Linked DNA regions of Homo sapiens: all the other regions are linked to region 3. The links are chromatin contacts, found by Hi-C or POLR2A ChIA-PET in ENCODE. All regions are on one chromosome and are shown on one strand. Each heading gives the region's core, a stretch centred on a gene start or an enhancer-like site at or near the end of the contact. The rest is flanking DNA. Distances are from core to core; before and after follow the strand shown. Region 1 holds the start of GIHCG (GIHCG inhibitor of miR-200b/200a/429 expression). Region 2 holds the start of HELB (DNA helicase B). Region 3 holds the start of LINC01465 (long intergenic non-protein coding RNA 1465).

Region 1 (2,700 bases), core at 96-2,595, 4.7 Mb after region 3:
CCGAGGAAGGCAGATCACTTGGGATGAGGAGTTCGAGACCAGCCTGACCAACATGGTGAAACCTCATCTCTACTAAAAATACAAAAATTAGCTGGGTGTGGTGGCGCCGCCTATAATCCCAAGCTACTCAGGAGACTGAGGCAGGAGAATTGCTTGAGCCCAGGTGGTGGAGAGGTTGCAGTAAGCCGAGATCGGGCCACTACACTGCAGCCTGGGCAACACAGTAACTTTGTCTCAAAAAAAAAAAAGTTTTTTAAGTTCCAAACTAGCATATACAGTATGATTCCATTTTGAATTTGTACTTACTATAATTCATAGAAAGGGTCTGGAAGACTCCTACAAAGTATTCACATTGGTTGTCCTTAAATGGGTAGGATTTGGAGGTTTTGTGTTTTGGGGGTTTTTTTGGCCTTCATTTTCTAAAGCAAAAATAATTGCTTTTTTAATGGGAACTAAATTATTTAAAATTGTATAAATCTATCACAGTAACAAATAAATTACATATAATTGTAAAGAGTTTACCACCTGTCAGCTGTGAAAGTTGATCATATAAATCGGGTCACTTTTGTCATACCAGTTAAAGAGTGGAGAGGCCAGAGGGAAAAAACATTCAGGTCACAAATATCACTTGAAAAATATAATTCTCTACAGGCCTGGCTGCTGAAACTGCCTGCTAACACTTAAAACCAATTTAATCTAAAGGCTACTAAGACAGTCTGCTACAATTCTAAGACTAATTTTACCCACCACCGTCACTCAGCAATCAGTTTGCCAACCCCACCAAAACATTAATAGTGCCAATAAACTCTCTTGGAGACCAATACGTAACATTTCTCCTTCTTATAAAGTCTCTAACCTCTTCACTCTTCAGACATCCCGAAGACCACCCCAGTCTACATATATGCCCCAAATTACTATTTTCTTCCCAAATAAAGCATTCTAATTTCAAAGATTCATCTCTATATTCTGACTTAACAGCTTTTAACACTTAATGCTGTTTTTTAGTTGACAAATAAAAATTATATTTATAGTATAAAACATGTTTTGAAATATATATACATTGTGGAATGGTTAAATAAAGCTAACATGTACCCTTCGGCTTTTTAAAAACTAACGTCCAATTCATCCAATTCCGTGAGAGTAAAGCCTTTGCTTAGCTTTCCAGTCCTGTTAAACGGGGGGGAAACAACAAAAGGGTCCTCAGGGCCCTGCCCAACAATACGCCACATTCTGTCTAGTAAAGCCACACAGCCAGAAAACGCCAGGTGACTGGCAGGCAGATACTTCCGGAAGAAGTCGGCCCTCCGAACCCGGAAGTGAAGCGATAAGACGCACGGTGTTCTGGGAGGAGTTACGCAGGCAGGGTTGTGGTTGCTGGCTGTTACCAGGACAACCGGAGGCGATTGACCGTTATCTGCGGTTTGGAGCCGTTAGCGGGAGAGGCAGAGATATTCAGAGGTCTTTTAGGATGCGCTAAAGGGTCGTGAGGGCTCTCTTAAAATTTTCTTCACAAGCGGTTATCCAGTCGTGCCCCGCGGCCCTGCTGCTGGCCCCGGGGATCTGAGTCGTACCCTCTTGTTTTTCTCTGAGTCAGTCTTAAGGTGAAATGAAGTGTGGCCCAGTGGCTCCTCACTGTCGCTTCTCTAGTTTTCTGCCTCCTTTTAGAAAATGTAAGTTGAGAATTTCTAATTTACATCGGGATGTGTTCTAATGCGCTTGTTTTTAAAACTGTGGAAAATTTTTAAAAGAAAATAAATCTCACCAGTCATCCAGCTACCCAGAAGTAACATTTTCATGCATTACCTATTAATTTTTTTCTCTGCATATTTTTTCATAGTTGAGATAATTTAGGGAAAACCATTTTGTGTCCTTCATATATGGATGAATACAATATAATTTTGGTATTAATATCATAGCAACAAAGAAGGCATTGAAGGCTTTAAATCTGTTTACAGTGAATTGAAAAGACAGGATGAAGTGGACACAGCATGTGAAGACAATTCTTTCAAGAAGTTTGGCTGTCAAGGAAAACAGAGAATGTGAGTAGCCAAAGCAGAATGACAGTGAAAGAAAGAAATTGGGAGCCAGACAATACAGCCCGACAGTTTACGCCTGTACGGATGTACCTCTTTCACAAAAGATTGAGTATGCTTGGGGAAAAAAAATACACACTATAATAGGAGAAAATGATGAAGAGAAACTGAGGTAAAGGTAATTGGAAAACAAAATAAAGCCAGGGGTATATTAATACCCCAAAACTTCATACCAAAAGGTCCGTGTATTTACTAGAGGGGTGCCACAAATTGGGCTCTGAGGTTCCTAGCAATTAAACCAAAGGGAAAATATAAGTTTAACATGATCCGTATGAGGGAGGAGGCCTAATGGCATATTATAGAATCCTGTTACACATTAGCTGTATGAAATTGATTGGGTAATGTAAGCTCTTTAGACCTCATTTCTCCGTCTCTTAAAGAGTGGGGAGAGGAAGCAGGAGACTGTTAGACGAGTTGATCTTTTAATATCTCTTCCACTACTGACAGTCTATGATCATATAGGCCAGAGACGGCAAACTCAGATGCCTAAATTAGGGACTAAGAAAGTTTCATAAGTGAGGAAATGGACTGAATGTGACAAAAGCAAGGAGTGATAGAGATTGGAATGTTAGAGTTGATTGAGCTGTCCCATCTAAAACTCCAGCCA
Region 2 (2,700 bases), core at 86-2,585, 3.7 Mb before region 3:
TTTTAAGTCTCAGTCACAAAGTATACATAACAGGTATAACTTATAGCACAGGAAACTACCTCATAGCACAGGAAACTACTTATACAAGGTTTACCCGAACCACAAGGTTACTAACACCAATTAACAATCATCTGTGCACTGAGGTGTTCCTTGTGTTTCGTTTTTCTTTTTCTTTTCTTTCCTTTTCGTTTTTTGAGATGGAGTTTCATTCTTGTTGCCCAGGCCGGAGTGCAATGGTGTGATCTCAGCTCACTGCAACCCCCACCTCCTGGGTTCAAGCAATTCTCCTGCCTCGGCCTCCCAAGTAGCTAGGATTACAGGTGTGCGACATCACGCCCGGCTAATTTTGTAGTTTTGTTGTTGTTGTTGTTGTTTTACTAGAGACAGGTTTCACCATGTTGGTCAGGCTGGTCTCGAACTCCTGACCTCAAGTGATCCACCTGCCTCGGCCTCCCAAAGTGCGTGAGCCACCGCGCCCGGACTGTTTTGTTTTTCCAAGAAGCTGAGGAAGAACCACGTATTTGACTCCAGGCAATATAGGATAATAATTACAAGTTCTCATTCTATAGAACTTGAGGATAAGTGGTCAGAAGGAAAAATAAAAGTTCCGATTCTGGGTGGAAATAGAGACTCAACATCCACTGTTTCCTTAAGCGTAAAACTACCTTACATTAAAGGTACATTAAATTAAAGGACGACCATTAAAATGAGAATAATTTTAAAAAAAAAAAAAAAAAAAAAGGGCAACCCGCTCGGGTCCCCTTCCACACTGTAGAAGCTTTGTTCTTTCGCTCTTTGCAATAAATCTTGCTGCTGCTCAAAAAAAGAAAAAAAAAAAAAAACCACATAGTATGTGTCCAGTTAAAGTCACTGCTATTATTATAGTCATAATTTTACCCTTGGTAGGATGAAGCAGCTAGACCACTGATAAGCTAAATCTGTTAGCACGACTGGGTGCCTTGCTCAGGGCAAAGCCAGAATGGGAAGCGCTACTTTGGACCCTCCAACCCCATCCCCCGGGCAGACGCCTTCCTCACCGCGGAGGCACCCGGGGAGGCTGCCAGCCTTTACGCCCCCACTGCAGAGCTCCTCGGCGTCGATGAACACGGACTCTTCATCCTCCTCCACGTCGTCGTTTAGGTAGTCGTCGTCCTCCTCCACCAGATCCCTGGGTGGGAGCAGAGGTCCCTGAAGTTGGCGCAGGTACGGACTCGACCTGGCCATGCTTCTCCTGAACTCAACCCAAACAACTCGGGAAAACCCTGGCTAACTGCATGGTCATGATCAGCCAATCAGTTCTACGACTGTAAGGCCATCAACTTCCGGGAACGGCCTGGCGGCCGCCAGCGTACATAAAACCTGAAAGGCAGCGAAGCTCCGCCCCAAGTTTCCAGGAATTGCCGAGGGGAGGGCATGTGGAAGGGGCGGGGCAAGGCGGGTTAGGGGCGGGGAAGGGAGAGCGAGGGGCTGGGAGATGGGCGGGGCTTCCGCTCCTTTTGGAGCCTGGTGCTGGGCGGTGATTATCAGGAAGGTGCTGGGACGAAATCAGCGCTGGGGAGTGACAGGCGTGGCACCTGCAGAACCGCCAGTGCACGGCATCTCCTGCGGAGAGAGAACGGGGAGAAAGTCCACTTCTGCTGAGCTTGAAGAACCTGGAAAAGCAACCCCCACCCCAACCTTCCCAAAACGAAAGTATAGCAGATGCCCTTCTGGAATCGGATCTAGGGCAGGGACCTAGAATTCTGTCTTTTTAATGTACATTCCGGGCTGTCCATTTTGATGCTCAGCTAGGTTTGGACACCACTGGATTAGATAACATTCAAAGTTATTTTTATCCTTTCCTCTGTGAGTACACCCTGGTCTCCCAAACTTATTTAAGCTGGGCTGCTACCTGCTGACAGTGGGGCAAAAGTGTCTCTTTGCAGCCCAGAGTATAGACAGGAATAGGAGAAGGGAAATAGAAGAGAAAGGAACGTGGTTTTAAAAACTATTATGGGGCTATGATTCTCTTACTTGATGAGGATGGTACTTGAAAGTCTTGGTACTATTTAAGAAATACCATAAATATATTACTACATTACTGTATTGATACTGTTTATTTTGGGATTATTCCTGAAATAACTAAACACACACTATTTACTAAATCCAAAAGCACCTGATGCTATATTTAAATATATATAAACGACAACTAGCACCAAATATTTAAGAAAAATGTATAGGAGAAAATATAAAAATTGATTTCTTTTCCTTTGGGTACCAATTGAAAAATGCCCACTTTTGTTGCTTTTAAAAGAAATACTGTTGCAGCTGACAAAACACCAGTGTTTCCAAGGATTGGCTATATGAGGTTGAATTCCTTTGACATTCACATGGCTACTGTTTCCACCACAACATTGAATCTCCTCTGACAAATGTCACACTTACTGTCCTCTTCGTTTCAAAAACCAGTGGATACTTTTCAGCCTTTGTTTTACCTGACCTCTCAGCAGTATTTGATACTGATAAGTATTTTCTTCTTGTAGCATTCTGCTGCCGGGGCTTTTGCAGCTTGCCTTCTCAGATTTTTCTCCTTTCTGGCTATTTACAGTCTTGGACCCCTCTGCTTGCCTGTAAGTACTGTTATTCCCCAAGGCTCCATCCCAAGCATCTTCTTGCTCTATAATCCTTTCCTCAATCATCCTTCACCTACATGCTAATGAC
Region 3 (2,700 bases), core at 56-2,555:
AAGTATCTTGTTTTCCACGCAGACTTCAGGGTATTAGAGCACTGAGTATTTTCATTAGTTATCCAAACTACCTTTTTTCTCTATGCAAAGGTATTTTCCTATTAGGAGTAGTGGCCACTCAGGAATCAAAATGAGTGTTAGTAGATTTTAAACTCAAATCTAGAAACCACTTTCAATTCCTAGTCCTCTTCTCCCATACAAAACCTCAAAGATGTAAGTACCACATAACATTAGAATCAAAGGCCATAAAAACCAAAAAACCAACCCACCACACCAGCAGAATCTGAGCCCCAAGGTTAAACTAAAAAGAAAAAACAAAAAACAAAACCATTCACAGCACACTGTACATAGAATTTATTTGTTTGCCTCATACATTAAAAAATCGGAATAGTGCAATTACCTACAAATAATTTCAATCTTCTCATTCGCGAGTTGCAAAGTTTAAAGAGAAACTTTAAATTGCTTTGGGTTTACGTTTTTAAAGACACACTCAGATTTACTAAGAGAGCATATCAGAAACCAGATCTAAAATGTTAAGGCATAAACTTTAATTATCAGGTCTACTTCTTCTGCCCCTCTAATGCCAGTTCTGCAGATCGCTCACACCACTCCAACCTACAGCTAAAGAATGAAGTAAAACAGGTACACACTAAATTTGGCATTTAACTGCTGAAAGAAGTGTTAGAATTTTTTAGGGTGAAAAAGTTATCTGTATCAATTATCTTACACAATTCCACTCCTTCCTTCAAGAAAAGGAATCCAATGGCTTAGCTCTTTCCCAACCTTTAAAATGCATCGCGGTCCACCCCACTCCCCTCAATTCCTTCTAGGAAAATGTGAAACTAACGGTTTCCGTGGTGGCCGCGCCGGCCGGGCGCCGAGGCTTCGCGGGCTGTCCCCAGGCAGCGCCCCGGAAAACAAAGGGGATTCCCAGCCATTGTCCTCCGCGGCGCTGAGCATCACCAGCACTAGCAAGGCAGTAGCTTGCGCAGTTATCTCCACAGCGGGCAATGTCACAACCCGACCAACAGCACAAACTACTACCTCAGCCAGGGCCATGGTGTCGGGGAGGCACGGGACCACGCGGAGGGCAGCAAAGCGGCTCCGGCGCTCCTCCGTCCTTCCTCGCCGCCGACGTCGGCCCGCCGCCCCTTCTTTTCCTTTGCCTTCCCCCCGCGCCGCGCCCGGAGACCCCGCCCAGCACCCAGCGGCTCGGCTACTCCCGGCGCGCCCCGAGAGCTACGGGGATGAGAGGCGGCGCCGGCGCCCGGGTGATACAGCCGGCGTTCTGTACGTCAGCCACCGCTCTGAAGAGAGAAAAGCGGCGGTGTCCTGCGGAGAGAGCCGCTCCCTCCACTGCCCGAGGGGAGCGCGTCGCCTCAGCCGCTCGAAAGCAGGAAATGGGCGGCAAAAGCGCAGTCAGACACCAACTGGTTCTGGACTGCCCCCGAGAGGCAGCGAGCAGCGCTCCCGCGCTTCGCCCGCTAGGAGCTGCCGCCACGTCCCGAGCTGCGCCGCTCGCGCCCCTCCCTGCTCCGAGTCCCCGGTGGGGGCTGGGCTGCGGCCGAGTCCGGTACCCGGGCCCCCACCCGCGCCGCGCTGTCGAACCCGCCGCCGGCCCGCTCTCGGCGCCGATAATCGCCGGCGGGCATCCCGCAGAGGCTGCCGCCGGCTCCGCCAAACAGCAGCCAAGGCATAGCCGGGAAGTCCCCAGGCCACCCGTTCCCCAGCACCCTTCGGGGAATTCCCGTTCAGCTCTACAGGAGGCGAAAACGGAACAAACGAAAACCCCTTAACAGTGAAACCGGGCCCGGCGATGGCCCGGGTGGCGACTGCGACGACTCGACGCGTGCGGACACAAGACCCGTCTCGCGCTCCGCTGCTCCTGTGCGTCCGGACGAACCTTAGAGATCACTTAAGGAGGCTCGCGCGCTACTCCTCACCACGTGACCGCCCCGCCAGGCCGCCCCCCGCGCCGCCATCTTACATCCGGGACAGAGGCGGCGTCCCCTTTCCCTGCCTTGGCAGGCGTCAGCGTGCTACCAGAAATCAGCCCTGAAAGAGGGGACCCCGATTCCACGTCACCAGAGTGCTGAGGCAGCGGGCGATGCCCTCCATCGGCTCAGCGGGGGGGAGTGGAGTCCCAAACTTTTTTCGGCCTTTGCCCGCAAAGAAGATGGCGGCGCATATCGCCGCCTAAGCGGACACGTTGTACCCTGGCCGTGGTTTGAAGTTTCCGGCACCTCCTTTCCCAACCAGCAAGGACACAACCATACGAGCCCCACCCACGCGGGGTGGCTGCCGTGCTACATTCCGCAGAAAACAGGCGGGAAAGCTGCGGCACAGCCCGCTTTAAACGCAAGCTTTTGGGACTTCTGGTTTTGGCTTTTTCTTTTTAAGCCAAGTTAGGGAGAAGGCTGACTGCCATGGAGCCACTTCTGCTTTTGGCCCAGACAACTTACGGGATTTTTTTTTTCCTCCCATTTAGAGATTTTTTGTAGGAAGTTAACAAATTATTTTAAAGAAGTAGTTAGGGCTTGTCAGATAAAATACAGGACGCCCAGTTAAATTGGAATTTCAGATAACCAGTGTTTTGGCATATGTGTGTTACATATATTTTTAAAATTGTTTATCTGATATTCCAATTTAACTGCACATTCTCAATTTTTAATGACTGTATCTGGCAACCCTATCAGCCTT

Evidence for each region. Hi-C counts contacts between places; a loop is a spot of excess contacts on that map. ChIA-PET counts read pairs that join two places held with the same protein, here RNA polymerase II (POLR2A). Pooled maps may share reads with other maps.
Region 1: a map of OCI-LY7 shows a loop between it and region 3 (7-fold over the local background). The contact joins the promoter of GIHCG here to the promoter of LINC01465 in region 3. A Hi-C loop is called at or near these places in 4 of 168 maps with a recorded cell type or tissue (CD4-positive, alpha-beta memory T cell, CD8-positive, alpha-beta T cell, OCI-LY7 and 1 more), 3 of 37 single-sample maps with no recorded cell type and 12 of 50 pooled maps. POLR2A ChIA-PET finds 5 or more read pairs at or near these places in 1 of 52 experiments (T-cell).
Region 2: a loop to region 3 is called in a map of naive thymus-derived CD4-positive, alpha-beta T cell, with 4 times the contacts of the local background. The contact joins the promoter of HELB here to the promoter of LINC01465 in region 3. A Hi-C loop is called at or near these places in 1 of 168 maps with a recorded cell type or tissue (naive thymus-derived CD4-positive, alpha-beta T cell) and 8 of 50 pooled maps. POLR2A ChIA-PET finds 5 or more read pairs at or near these places in 1 of 52 experiments (CD4-positive, alpha-beta T cell).

The regions. Positions count from the first base shown.
Region 1 is chr12:57,934,809-57,937,508 of GRCh38, reverse strand. GIHCG (GIHCG inhibitor of miR-200b/200a/429 expression) reads left to right here and starts at 1,345. Exons shown (of 3, transcript NR_038269.1): 1 at 1,345-1,670; 2 at 1,956-2,039. RefSeq lists enhancers at 919-1,419, 1,420-1,920.
Region 2 is chr12:66,301,128-66,303,827 of GRCh38, reverse strand. It overlaps HELB (DNA helicase B), which reads right to left and starts at 1,335. Exons shown (of 13, transcript NM_001370285.1): 1 at 1,038-1,335. The coding sequence starts at 1,224. RefSeq lists enhancers at 5-314, 345-444, 1,076-1,155, 1,216-1,265.
Region 3 is chr12:62,602,039-62,604,738 of GRCh38, reverse strand. LINC01465 (long intergenic non-protein coding RNA 1465) reads left to right here and starts at 1,305. Exons shown (of 1, transcript NR_121682.1): 1 at 1,305-2,700. It overlaps MIRLET7IHG (MIRLET7I host gene), which reads right to left and starts at 1,996. Exons shown (of 2, transcript NR_186001.1): 1 at 1,904-1,996. It overlaps MIRLET7I (microRNA let-7i), which reads right to left and starts at 1,053; the gene lies at 970-1,053. RefSeq lists enhancers at 613-1,134, 1,135-1,656, 1,763-1,952, 2,033-2,142, 1,657-2,178 and 1 more and silencers at 983-1,282, 1,373-1,682.